2 separate regions of the Homo sapiens genome follow, and region 2 is linked to region 1. The links are chromatin contacts, found by Hi-C or POLR2A ChIA-PET in ENCODE. All regions are on one chromosome and are shown on one strand. The core of a region is the stretch at or near the end of the contact, and the rest is flanking DNA. Distances in the headings are between cores, read along the strand shown.

Region 1 (6,488 bases), core at 2,760-5,259:
TCAGATAGTAGGAACAGAACTAAAAATAGAGAAGTGGATAGGGACAGGACCAGAGACATCATTGTCACTCAAACTTGAATGTCATTTTTGACAGCATTCGAGCAATTGATTCTTGATTCTCCACATTAGGAATTTAGTAGTCACGTTTTGCTGTGACAGCCCTAGGAGAAGAGAAGGGGCAGGACCCTGGGAAGAGTATAAAGAATGGAGGGTGAGAATTATTATCAGCCTGTGGTGCCTCTTTCTAGTCACGGTTCCTTTGATGGAAAAAAAAGGGCGGCGGGGTGGGGGATGAGAAGGAGCAGAAAGCTATTCAAGCTAGCTCCAATTTCCTGAAATGTTAAAGAGAAATCTCATGGACAGGATATGCAATCAGTCCCTGTGAAAGATTGGACCTGAGAACCAGAAAGCCACCAGGAGCTAAGCCATTCTCTTTATCTTCAGGAGCTACAGAGATCTCTGTCTCTGAAAATCTTCATCCTTTCTCCTAAACCTGCTTCCTCTGCATACTCATCTTGCTCACTTCCTCCCACGCAGCTCCCAGTCCACCTTAGTCTCATGATTTCCAAGCTCCAGTAGTCATTGGCAATTGATGACAGTCTCTGTGTCTCCTGGGCAAATTGTTATAAGGAGAAGACTGATCAGTCCAGATCACGTGTTGCTTCACATTGGAGCAGCTGCTTTGGGGTTAGATGTCTAACCCTGGTACACTCAGCCATGGTTGGAGGAGATGGGGAGGGTGGTTATGGGGTAGGGAGTGATGCTCTTTCTAGGTAACCTGGCAGACTAGATTCTCCAGAAGGGGCCATGAGTAGGGCAGGCAAGGAGACCTGTTTATTATATCCTTGCTGACCCATGTTTCCATCCTGTTCTGAATCATGTTCCATGAGCTAGTCTAGTATATAGAAGTTGGGTAATCATAGCAGGGAGTCATTGTGTAGAGTGTGGCATCTGCTCTAAATGGGTTTATCATCTGGTTGATGCAATAAGGCACACGCCCAAGAAAAGGAAAACCTATCAGGCAGTGCCTACTGAGCATCAGATGACTGGCATGGGCATTATGGGTTTTAAACATTTAGAGGAGGAGAGATCATAGTGGCTAAGCGCAAGAAGTATTGCCCAAGAGAGGTGGGGATGGACATGGGTCTTGAGGGGTGGGAAGGATTTGGAGAGAAAGAGGGGAGGAGAGGAGAATAGGAATACATGACACATGCCCAGGGCACAGTGAATAGACCAAACTATTTTAAGCATAAGCTGTGTGTTGGAAAGTACAGAAAGGTATGTTAGGGAAAATAGGTAGAAATGAAATTGTGTAGGACTTTGAATACCAAACTAAATAGTTTGGATTTTATTCTGAACATTGTGTGAATGGTGCTTGCTAAGGGCATGGCATGGTCAGGGCCATGCTCTAGGATCACCCTCTGCAGTGGAGGAGGCCAGAGATTATGGGGAGACCATTACAATGTGACCAGTATCATGGGCAATAGGCTCGAATATGAGGAGATAAGGTCAAAAGGCTTTGGAAAGAAAAGGAAATCTCTGTTATTTAAAGTCTCGGTTGCCGGTTGACTGTGTCCAGGGAAGCAACTGCCAGAAGCTGTGGTCTTTAGCTACCTGCAACCCAAATGTCTCTGGCTGCTGCAGCCTGTGAGTGAAAATACCACCACATAAAAATTAGCACCCAGATATTAAGAACTCTGAGCTCCCATGTACACATAGTCTCCATAGAGTTCTTCTTTTGACCAGAGAGCTTGGATGAAAAATCTAGTAAATTGGCAGAAAAGGAGTCTATCAGAAGCATATCTAATTGCTCATACATGGATGGGAAGTGTGGGAAAACTGGCTGGGAAAATAACAGCCAAGTTCATGTCATCCATCCTTCCCAATGAACCCTTGACTCCACTGTCATAGCCATGAATAAACTCCTTCCAGAGCCAAAGTCTTACGTGGGCATCTGATTGACTGAGTCTAGGTCATCTTCGTAAGCCCTGGATTGTAGTGAATTACAGGAGGGAAATCAAGGTTGGGTGTCCTGGCTCATGCCTGTAATCCCAGCACTTTGGGAGGCTACAGAAGGAGGATCCGTTGAGCCCAGGAGTTCAAGACCAGCTTGGGCAATGTAGTGAGACCTCATCACCATTTTAAAAATTAGCCAAGTGAGGCAGTGTGCACCTGTACACCTAGCTACTTATAAGGCTGAGGTGGGAGAGGATTGCTTGAGCCCAGGAGTTTGAGGGTGCAGTGAGCTTTGATAGCACCACTGCATTCAAGACTGGGCAGCAGAGCAAGACACTGTCTCTAAAAGAAAATAAATAAATAAATGGGGGACATTTTAACTCTTTTATTGTTTAACTCAGCCCCTTTTAACTTTTACAGAGGGACAGATGGGGCTGTGTCTCCCACTAGGACCTACACTCTTGGTGATATTCTGAATAAGGAAGAGCGGCCAGATGCTGGACAGTGAAGGCAAACTTCCATCATGCTTCTTCCTCATCTTTCAAAGAGTCCAAGACAGGGACTCATATGCCTGCACTGTTATTCTGAGTTAGCCTCTTGCTCTCATTGCTGGTTAAGCTGGAGTCCTTAGTTCTGGCTTTGATAGTGAGCTCATCCTTCATATTCAACACATTACCAAGTTCAACCATCAACATTTACTTCCACCACAGTTCACTTCTGCCCTTCTCTATTTCCATACCCCTAGTCCAGAAGTTCTCAAGCTTTAGGGTACATGATAATCAACTGGAGGAGTTGTTAATATACCTATCTCTGGCTCTCATCCTCAGAGTTTCTTTCTTAAAACTTATTTTTAGAGACAAGGTCTGGCTCTGTCTCTAAAAATAAGGCTAGAGTGCATTTGCAAGATCACGGATCACTGCCACCTTGACCTCCCAGAGTAAAGCAATCCTCCTGTCTCAGCCTCCTGAGTAGCTGGGACTACAGGTGTGAACCATCACACTTATTTTTGTCTAGATGGGGTCTCAGTATGTTGCCCAGGCTGGTCTTGAACTCTTGGGCTCAAGTGATCCTCCTGCCTTGGCTTCCTAAAGTTTTGGGATTACAGGTGCCAGCCATTGTGCCTGGTCTCTCTCAGAGTTTCTGATTCAGTGGGTCTGGGGTAGGGCCTGAGAATTTGCGTTTATAATAAGTTGCTGGATGCTGCTGCTGCTGGTCCAGGGGCCCCACTTTGAGAACCACTTTCTTGGTCTGAGCCATCATCATCACTTATTTGGACTATCACTTTGGCTTCCTAACTAATCTACTTCCACTTTTACCTGCATTCTCCTTACAGCAGCCAGAATGATCTTTCAGAAGTGTAAATCATATCATGTCTTTCCCTGATTAAAACTTTTCAGCGGCTTCTGATCCCCTCCTTAACATGGTCTGTGAGGCCCTGCAAGACTTAGCTTCTGCCAGCTCCACAAACCCACCTCACCAGCTTCAGCTACTCTGCCTTCTGTTCTCCCACCTCTGGAATGCTTGACCTTCTAGGGGAGACTGGCTGGCCCTTTCTCATCCTTGAAGATTAAGCTCAGATATTACCCTCTTCTAAGGCAATCCTTGAACACCCAGTCTGAAGTGGCCTCACCCTTGTTTTTTCCCTTCATTGTAGTTATCACAATATTAATTATCTTATGTATTTGTTATTCTATTTATTGCTGTCTCTTCCACTAAGATTGTAAGTTCCTTGAGGGCAGGGTCCTTGTCTTCTCAGTCTTCCTAGCACCTTCTATAGTGTCTGGCACAGCAGTAAGAACTCAATAAATATTTGGGGAATAAATGTATCTGTATTTGCTTGAAATGGACAAGTGATATGGTTTGGCTCTGTGTCTCCAACCAAATGTCATGTTGAATTGTGATTCCCAGTGTTGGAAGAGGGACCTGCTGGGAGGTGATTGGATCATGGGGGCAGATTTCCCCCTTGTTGTTCTTGTGATAGTGAGTGAGTTCTCATGAGATCTGTTGGTTTAAACACGTGTGGCACTTCCCTCTTTGTGCTCTCTCTCTCACTCTCTCTCTCTTCCTCCCTCCCTCCCTCTCCTCTGCCACCAGATGACGACATACTTGCTTCCTCTTCACCCTTCTGCCGTAATTGTAAGTTTTTTGAGGCCTCCCAACCATGCTTTATGCTTTCTGTACAGCCTGAGGAACTGTGAGTCAATTAAACCTCTTTCCTTCATAAATTACCCAGCTCAGGTAGTTCTTTATAGCAGTGTGAGAACAGACTAATACAACAAGGTTCACGTATTTTTCCTGTAAGGCCCCCAAAGTTCTGCATACATCAGTGGATGCAAATAGATGCTTTGAGGAGGAATATCACCATCTCCAGCTGTCAGGCTGATCGAGTCTGATTGGCACCCACTAGGATTTCCCTTACACATGTAACATGTGGGCTGCTGGAGGCAAAGGTAATGTTTAGTAGACCTCATTCCTCATATCAGATCCAACCTTCCTTGTCATCTCTTCTGACTGTCTTTCTGTTTCTGCTGGTTTGCTCAGAGCCTGTCACTGCAGCACCTAATCAGGCCGATCTCTTTAGCACTGACCTAGTCTGGTGTTGGACTTCTCTCCTTGTTATCAAAACATACCTCCCTCTTTCCTCAGTTCATGAAGTTGGAAGACACTTCTCTGCTACTGTGTGGTGATGGGGGCGTTAGTGGGGTAAACAGTTTAACTGTTTTAACTTCATTCGTGGTTAAGAGGTACCAGGGGCCCTCTGATAATAAAACACAGCTAAGATGTATCTAAGGCTTATAGAAAGCAACAATAAACCATTTTTGACTGTGCAGGAATTTAAGTTTTTATATAAGAATATACTTCATTTTGGATTTTGTACAAAGATTTAACATGTTGAAATTTTAAAATATTATTTGAATAGTAAGGTTGTGAAATCATACAAAGTGAAATTTAAAAGATCCTGAAAAACAAGTTGGAAAATAGCTTTATATTGATCAGCCGAGAGTTTGACATTTGCCTCTTTGACATGGCATATACTGATGCAATAGGAAACATTGCATTACCACACAAAAAAAGTTTATTTACAGACCTCAGAGTTGCATTCAGTAACATTCTTGGCCAAGATCAAAACGTGGAACGTTTTTTCCATTCAGAAAAGCAGAATCACTTAGCCTGAGTCATGACTGCCCACTTTTTCCCATATGGTTGAAATACTGTCTGTTGGCTGAGGTTGACAATTTAAAGACTTTGTGGCTGATTAGTTCTAACTATGGTAGCAATTGAGAAAGGTAACGTTAGGTACTATTAAGAAGGAGATATCTGGCTTGTTGAAAAATACAAATCAAACACTGTAGCAAATATTTGGTAAGGGAGAAAAAAGCTGAAATAATGAAAACTGGCTGGCATCCCCAGTACCTCTCTCCCCATCCAATAATCACAAATCCCCCTGATTCTTTCTTTGTCTGGCTCTTAGAGTTAACACATTCTATCTGTTTTAAAAGTTCACACCCTAGTCTGGTGCCTGGCATTGATTCAAGCTTCTCTGCCTCATGGCTATTGATCAGTCTTCTTAGAGCAACATTTTTATAGCCCTCCCTTCTGATCAAGATTTGTCTCTGGGGATAGTAGGCAAACTCCCACTCCCTGGTATGGCATCAATAACCCTACATCACATGTGGTTTTTAAAATTGTAGTAAAACATACATAACAGAAAAGTTAACATTTTAACAATTTCTAAGTCTATAATTCAGTGGCATTAAGTACATTCACAATATTGTGGAACCATCACCACTATTCATTTCCAGAACTTTTTCATCATGCCAAACAGAAACTCTGCACTCATTAAACAATAACTCCCCATTCCTCCTCCTCTATCCCCTGGTAACCTCTATTCTTTCTGTGTCTATGGATTTGCCTATCTAGGTACCTCATATAAATGAAATCATACAATATTTGTCATTTTGTGTCTGGCTTATTTTAACTTACGTACTGTTTTTAAGGTTCATTCATGTAGCACATATCAGAATTTCTTTTTTTCTTTTCTTTTTTTTTTTTTTCTTGCTCTGTTGCCCAGGCTGGAGTACAGTGGCATGATCATGACTCACTGCAACCTCTGCCTCCTGGGCTCAGGTGATCCTCCCACCTCAGCCTTCCGAGTAGCTGGGACCACAGGGACAACCACGTCCAGCTAATTTTTGTATTTTTTTTTTTTTTTACAGATGAGGTTTCACCATGATGCCCAGGCAGATCTTGAACTTCTGGGTTCAAGTGATCCACCCACCTTGGCCTCCCAAGGTGCTAGGATTACAGGTGTGAGCCATCGCACCTGGCCCCAGAATTTCATTACTTGTTTAAAGCTGAATAATATAATATTATATTAATAATATTCCATTGTATATACCACATTTTGATTATCCATTAATCTGTCAATGAACATCTGGGTTGTTTCCACCTTTTGGCTGTTGTGAATAGTGGTGCTATGAACGTTGGTGTGCAAGTATCTGTTTGAATCTATCCTTTCAAATCTTTTTGAA
Region 2 (6,488 bases), core at 1,560-4,059, 48 kb after region 1:
GCTGTTTTTAAGGCTTCCCTTTGGAATATCTCATTCCCTCTACAGTGGGTTTAATTACTGTATCACTGGTCATGTGATATCCTCTGCACATCAGACATATATCTCCAAATGCTAAGTGGGCATGCTGGTCTCCCTGTCTCCAGTCTTGTTCCCTCAAAACCATTCTTCATAATCCAGGCACAGTGATCTCCCAACACATAAGTTGGAGCATAAAATTGAGATTCCGAGACAAGAATCCCAAGACCCTTTATGGGATCTGCCTGTCCCTCTTGCTGCTCTGTGTCCCACTCCACTCTCCTGCCCTTTCCTTGTGTGTGCCATGACTTCATCTTACCTGTCTTCCTATTCACACTCTTCTTCCAGCTCTTTGTCTGACTGACTCCTACTCATCCTTCAGGTCTCAGAGAGGCCTTTCCCGAGCACTAGGCAACTTAGCTTTCCCTGTTAATGCTCTCCAGGTCCCTTATCCAGTTATACCATTTGCTACACTTGAGGCCTGTTCCTGGGTGCATCAATTTCCCAGCACCTCTGGCTTCCCTGTGCATAGGCCAAGCATTATCCTAAGTCCAGCTGACGTACTTAGCAGCAGGTGTTTGCAGAGGCTGTGGTTGTGCACAGAAGCAGTGAGCGCTGAGGGCATATGGACAAGGCACTGATAGCCTCTGCTGCAGTCTACTCCTTCCACTGCCTAAATGCACTCATGTGCCCTGTTAGATTCACGCTGACCCATCCCTGATTCTGCAAGAAGGTGATGGTGGCTCACCCCACTCTCACTTAGTTTTCCTCTCAGTTTCTTAAAAGGAAAACTTTACAGGAGGGGTGCTTGTGGGCTGGTGGCACAAGCTGCCATCCTTGATGTTGCCCTGAGGCCATGGCTAATATTCATCTTTGCAGAAGGCAGCTTTCTGGTCTAGGTTGCTTGCCTGGTGGAATAACCCTGAAATTTACCTCTGAGGATCTGAACTTCTGGTGGCCATGTTTTTGTCAGGCTCCGATTGCCTCTGGTGATTGTGCCTAAAGTTTCAGGAATAGGAAGCATGAATTCCCTAACTCAGTCAGTGGAAGTAATGATGAAATGACCCACTCTTCCCATCTGTTCAAAGTATCTAAAGTATACTGTGTATCTGGAAAGATGACTGGGCCTTTTTGGGGGTTTTTGGATACTCTCAAGCTGGCAGCCTCCAGCTTGTGCAGCATATAAAAAGTACAATGGGTCCTGCAGGTATAGCCACTGTTGCACTCCCTTGCCATAGAGTGGGTCCCTGGGTCTGAAGCAATGTTATGAGTGATGTGAACAAGTCAGAAGCTCTGAGAGCACTCAGATGGTGGGCCTGGCCCAGGCATGGTGGGCAGGGGAGGTAAAATCCAGGCCCAGAACGTATATCAATCTTAATAAGGACAAATTACTGCCCCAGCTCTTGTCCTAGGTGGACGGGATCTGATATAATCAACTTGCACCAAGTGTTTGTTTGGTCTCCTCCAGGCATGGTATCTTATCCAGCCCTGGGGTTTGTTTCTGCTGCTGAGAGATCAGACAGCAACAGCAGTAGCAGTTGGATCAACCTCAGTGTTTGATCTTTCCTCCTCCCTCCTGCTAATTGCTCTGTCTACCTGATTTTAGATACCTGACCCTAAACAGGCAGAGACATATTTGTTAATGAGACGTTGCTAATGATCTTTTCGCTCAAACTAGGTGCTCTTATCTCCTGCTGTTTCTTCAAAGAGTAATTTTCCCAGATGTGTTTGTGATCCAAGCTCAACAGATCACATTGTACTTCAAATAGGCAGCAACAGAAAACTTGGATCAAAGTAAAACTAAAACTACAACTTTGGAAGGAAGAGGTGGGAGATTCTGCTCTGGAAGAATCAGCTGACAGGAGCCTAGGAAGGAGAGGAAGCTGACCCAGGGACCTAATTCTATTTAGTTACTAATCTGCTGTAAGCAATTACATTTGAAGATCCAATTTTGCAAAAGATCAATGAGAACCTCTGGATTTCTCTCTTGTAGTAGTTGTGTAATGATCTGAAGCTCATAAGCCCAGGGACATATCTTATTTTCCCCCATATTCCCAATGCCTGAGCCAGTGCCCTGCTCAAAGTCCCGAATAAATATGTATTTGTTGAGTGGACAAATAAACAAACAAATGGATGAAGTCTCGTAGATAGAGGGTGCTTTGTAGGAAATCATTTGAGTAGCAAGATTCTCCAACCCACGTAACACAGGACCTGATTTGCAGAACTTTGTTTAGACATAGCATTTCAAGAGCACGTTTTCTGAACCATAAAGGAAAGTAGGGTTCTAGATGAATAATGCCTTTTCACAGTGTCTGAGTCACCTCACACCCCTCACCCTCATCTGATAACGGCCCTTGGCAGATCTGCCCTTTTGCAGGGGATTCCCCAAGGCTCTCACCTCTTGCCTGCCCCTGTGTGTGTGACTGCAGCAGGCACAGGGTTGCCAGGCACCAGAATATAAGCACAGAGCTGGAGGAAATGGGAGGAATGATAGGGCAAGTTTATGGCAGTGAAACTTCCTGACAGTATGCATTTATGGGAATATCATACACATTTCACCTTATGATGGTATTTTTTATGCTGACAGGAAGATAAAGCTGGGCAACAACGGAAAAGTTGACTACCAAGGTAGTGTTGAAAAGGAAAGAGTTTGTTTCAATGAGACATTCTCATTATAGATGTTGGCTTAGTCCAAGCTTCTGCCTCCTCTCCCATCACAGAGGTTCTCTTCTTCTAATATATTGTGGAGGAGGGGGGTTTGTATCAGTGCAAACTGTACTGCCTCTCTCATGCTCTTGCTTCTACAAACACCCCTCTCCAAACAAGGACACCACAAGGGCGTGACAAGCGGTGCTCATCACAGCCTCTAAGCTTCAACATAACAGGATTGTCTTTCTCTTCAGTTAGATAGGGACATTTAGATAGAGCTTTGTCCCTCAACAATCTATTGAAGAGAGCAAAAGCAGTAGAGGCCCAACAGAAGTTCATTTTGGAACTTGCTAAATTAAAAGTAAATAACACTCAGCATATTAAATGCCCTCTAAAAATATGTGAAAGTACTCAAAGGCCTTGGCATCCAGGAAGTTCCCTGCAGGATGTCCACCTGCACTCCAGTGCTAGCTCTGGGAAGCTGTATGAGCCTGGTAAGTCTTGTGCCTTCCTGGGCCTTGGTCTCCTCCTCTGTTAAATATGTGATTTGGACCTTCCTTCTTTCCTTCCTGCCTTCCTGCCTTCCTACCTTCCTTCTTTCTCTCCTCTCTAGCTCTCAGTATAGAAACCCTTTCTTTAGATGCGATCTCTTAAGAAAGGAAAACTAATATATATAAGAATATTAAGCATGAACCTTCTCTGGTTAAGCGAAGCAGGAGAGAGGTCGGAAGTATATGTTTCCAGAAGCCCCTGAACCTCAGGAACCTCTAGGCTCCAGTTGGAAAAGCCCTGTAGCTGTGTTATTTCATGATCTGCAAACTCTCTACGAGAGCTGCTTTCCTAGTCTTACCAGCCAAAGAAGACGTAGACTTTTCTAGCAAGGAGGACAAAGAGTTCGGGAATATCCATTTCAGTCAGTTTTCAAAACAATCTTGTATCATTAGGAGAAACACAAACTTGGGTCTGAATCCCTATCCTTTAAAGGACTCCTACAGACTTGGCTTGGGGTTCCTAACTGCAGGGAAAATAAATCCTCAATCATTTACCTTCATGACATAGGAGACCCAATGATCAACAGTATTTCTCTGTATAATCTTCTTTCTGACAAGCTCTCCAAACAAAAGAAAAGAGAAAGAGAAATGGCCATAGGAGGGAAGACTTTCTTCTAGGGCATTTGAGAAGATTGTCAGACCCAGATGCGAGGCACCACCTTTCCACCTTATGCCTCATTAATGGAAATAACGCAAAAGCCCAGATCTAAGGCAGAGCTTCCCACCTATGAACCTGCATCTCAATCTTCACCTTCCAGGAACCAGACAGTGTCTTCTAGGCTGATTACTTCCAGTTTATCTCATTATGATGTCCACATATTATAGCTCCCCTCTCCCTTGTGATGAGCATGGAAAATATCAGTGACTCCAAATCCCAATTCTTTCACCTTAGAAAACAAATCTGAGAATCCCTCTACCACCAAGCACAGTACCTGGATACAACAGGCACTCATTAAATGTTTGCTTAGCCAATGCAAGGATAAATGAATGAAATTCCTCATCCCTGTATTCATTTCTGAAGACCTGCTGGTGAAAATTTAGCTCTAAACATCTTTCAGATTTATTCCACTGAGGTATGAAAAAGGGAAAATAAATGACGATGCAAGTGAAGTCAGGAGCTGGCACAGAAAGTGCAATTGGATTCTGCTTCCCCCGTAATTAAGTGTGCCCAATGCTGCTGACTTAGGCGATGACAGCGTGCAGCTTGCCTGCCCACCATGGGTGCGTGGGAGGACGGGCAGCCCTCAGGATACCGCTGCACAACACGCTTGCCACCTTATCAAGATTTCCACAGCCACAGGAAGATTTCTCAGCCCGCCATGCCCCTGCGGACTGCCCTGTGCTATCATCCCCCTTCCTGGCTGAAGACACGCTGGCTGTCACCTCTTCTCCTCCCCGGAGATGAGCATCTTTCCTGGGCCTGCCTTGGTGTTTTGACAGCCACTCCATGTCCCCGCTGCTCAGAGAGGGAAAGCCACTAGGGAGGCCCTCGATGGAAATATTACCCCCTGTCCAGGGTAGCATGGGCTTGATCGCGCCTGATTATTTCTGATCACTGTCACTGGGCCAAGAGCACAGTGAAGTCAAGAAAGAAATGGCTTCATTAGTGTGAGTGCAGAGGTCTGGGAAGGCAGCAGTGGCGTGGAGGACCTGCTTTTGTGAGGGCAGTGAAGAGAGAGGAAGGAGTGGTGTCTTTAGATTGAGGTATCTTGAGATTCCTGCTTTCTCCACTCACTTCAACTGCCCATATAGGTTCTGCAGGTTCCAGAAGGTTCTAGAACTTGCACAGGATCGAACCTATAGCTTCTTATGGAACAAACACAGAATCAAGAAAATCTGGTGGCAGTCACCTGGTTTAACTCCTTTGAGCTCTAGACCAGAAATTAAATAGTGCTTAATCTGTTACTTTAAAGAAGCCTAGTTCTAACTTTTCCTCAGCTTGCTCCCTCTTTTGACTAGGATCGGAAGGGTGGGTGCAAATGGCCAGCTCCCCGTAGGTTTGCCTCTTTGAGCCCTAAGTTTCCCACCACTTCTCTGCACTACAGGCTTTGCCCAGGGTGGGATCCTCAGCCCAGGAACCTTGTTTGTCCTCCTCTTGATGCGGGTGCCTGCTGCCCAGCCACACACCCTCAGATTCATTTTTAAAGAAACATCAACAGCTGTTACATAGCAAATGAGCCGTTCAAAGAGCTGGGATGACTTTGAAAAAGGGCTTGAGGACAGCAGTTGACCTCTGATCGTCTCCACTCAGATGCCCTCTCCCTCCTACCCTTTCTCCCCGTCCCTGTCCTCTGCTCTCCCAGCGAGCCTGTCTGCTCTTCAACCCTCCTCCCTGCCCGATTGTGCTGTCTCTTCAACACCTCCCATGTTGCTTGATTCCTAAAATAACATAGGGGAAAACATTTGTTTGTTTGTTTTGAGACGGAGTCTCCCTCTGTCACCCGGCTGGAGTGCAGTGGCACAATCTAGGCTCACTGCAATCTCCGTCTCCTGGGTTCAAGCGATTCTCCTGCCTCAGCCTCCTGAGTAGCTGGGACTACAGGCACATGTCAGCATGCCTGGCTAATTTTTGTATTTTTGGTAGAGATGGGGTTTCACCATGTTGGCCAGGATGGTCTTGATCTCTTGACCTCGTGATCCACCCGCCTCGGCCTCCCAAAGTCCTGGGATTACAGACGTGAGCCATCGCGCCCAGCTGAAAATATTTTTTTAAATAAAGAAAATGAATCCTCAAGCCAACTGCATTGTTTCGGTTGTTGATTTCAATGCTATCCTCGCTGGACTTTTGGTGGGAGTCAGCGGTCCGTTGCGAGGAAGCTAACCTCCCCGGGCTGGAGTCTTCGGGGAGGCCCGCCGGACTGCCCCGACACTCACCATCCTCATTGAGGACTGTCCCTCTCAGGAGAGCTGCGACTGAAGGACAAGTGGAAATCCTCTGATCAGAAAGTATAAAACAGGACACCTTTTCAGCATCAGATTTGACTAGTAAGTAACCCCGCTTCTCTGGGCTAGGCCACCAGCCAATTCCTCAATGGAGGGCAACCAGTGCGTGAGGAGCAGGGCTTAGGAATAATTGGGTCACAGCTCTAAGGCTCCTTTCCTGACTGGGGTCGTTATTTCTAGCTCTTTGCCTTCCCTACCCATGGTAGGATTGTACTACTGAACCTTTTGTGACTGTGTGGGACCACGTGTTGATTCCAGCCAATGACAGTGCACAGATGTGATGTATGTTATGTCCAGACTGGAGTATTTGAATATCAGCCTGAGAACCTC

Evidence for each region. A loop is a pair of places that touch in the nucleus more often than their neighbours do. ChIA-PET counts read pairs that join two places held with the same protein, here RNA polymerase II (POLR2A). Pooled maps may share reads with other maps.
Region 2: a loop to region 1 is called in a pooled map, with 5 times the contacts of the local background. The contact joins two enhancer-like sites. A Hi-C loop is called at or near these places in 7 of 168 maps with a recorded cell type or tissue (B cell, CD8-positive, alpha-beta T cell, K562 and 3 more), 1 of 37 single-sample maps with no recorded cell type and 15 of 50 pooled maps. POLR2A ChIA-PET finds 5 or more read pairs at or near these places in 11 of 52 experiments (A549, CD4-positive, alpha-beta T cell, H1 and 6 more).

What each region holds. Positions count from the first base shown.
Region 1 is chr6:90,346,847-90,353,334 of GRCh38, forward strand. All of the region lies in intron 5 of LOC105377891 (a long non-coding RNA gene), which reads left to right. Among named protein-coding and RNA genes, the nearest start is that of MIR4464, 37 kb to the left of the region's middle. Within about 2 kb of position 4,010, at least 4 of the 41 ENCODE cell types and tissues checked have a DNase peak (open chromatin) inside an H3K27ac peak, as active enhancers do.
Region 2 is chr6:90,395,707-90,402,194 of GRCh38, forward strand. No RefSeq gene overlaps it. Among named protein-coding and RNA genes, the nearest start is that of MIR4464, 86 kb to the left of the region's middle. Within about 2 kb of position 2,810, at least 4 of the 41 ENCODE cell types and tissues checked have a DNase peak (open chromatin) inside an H3K27ac peak, as active enhancers do.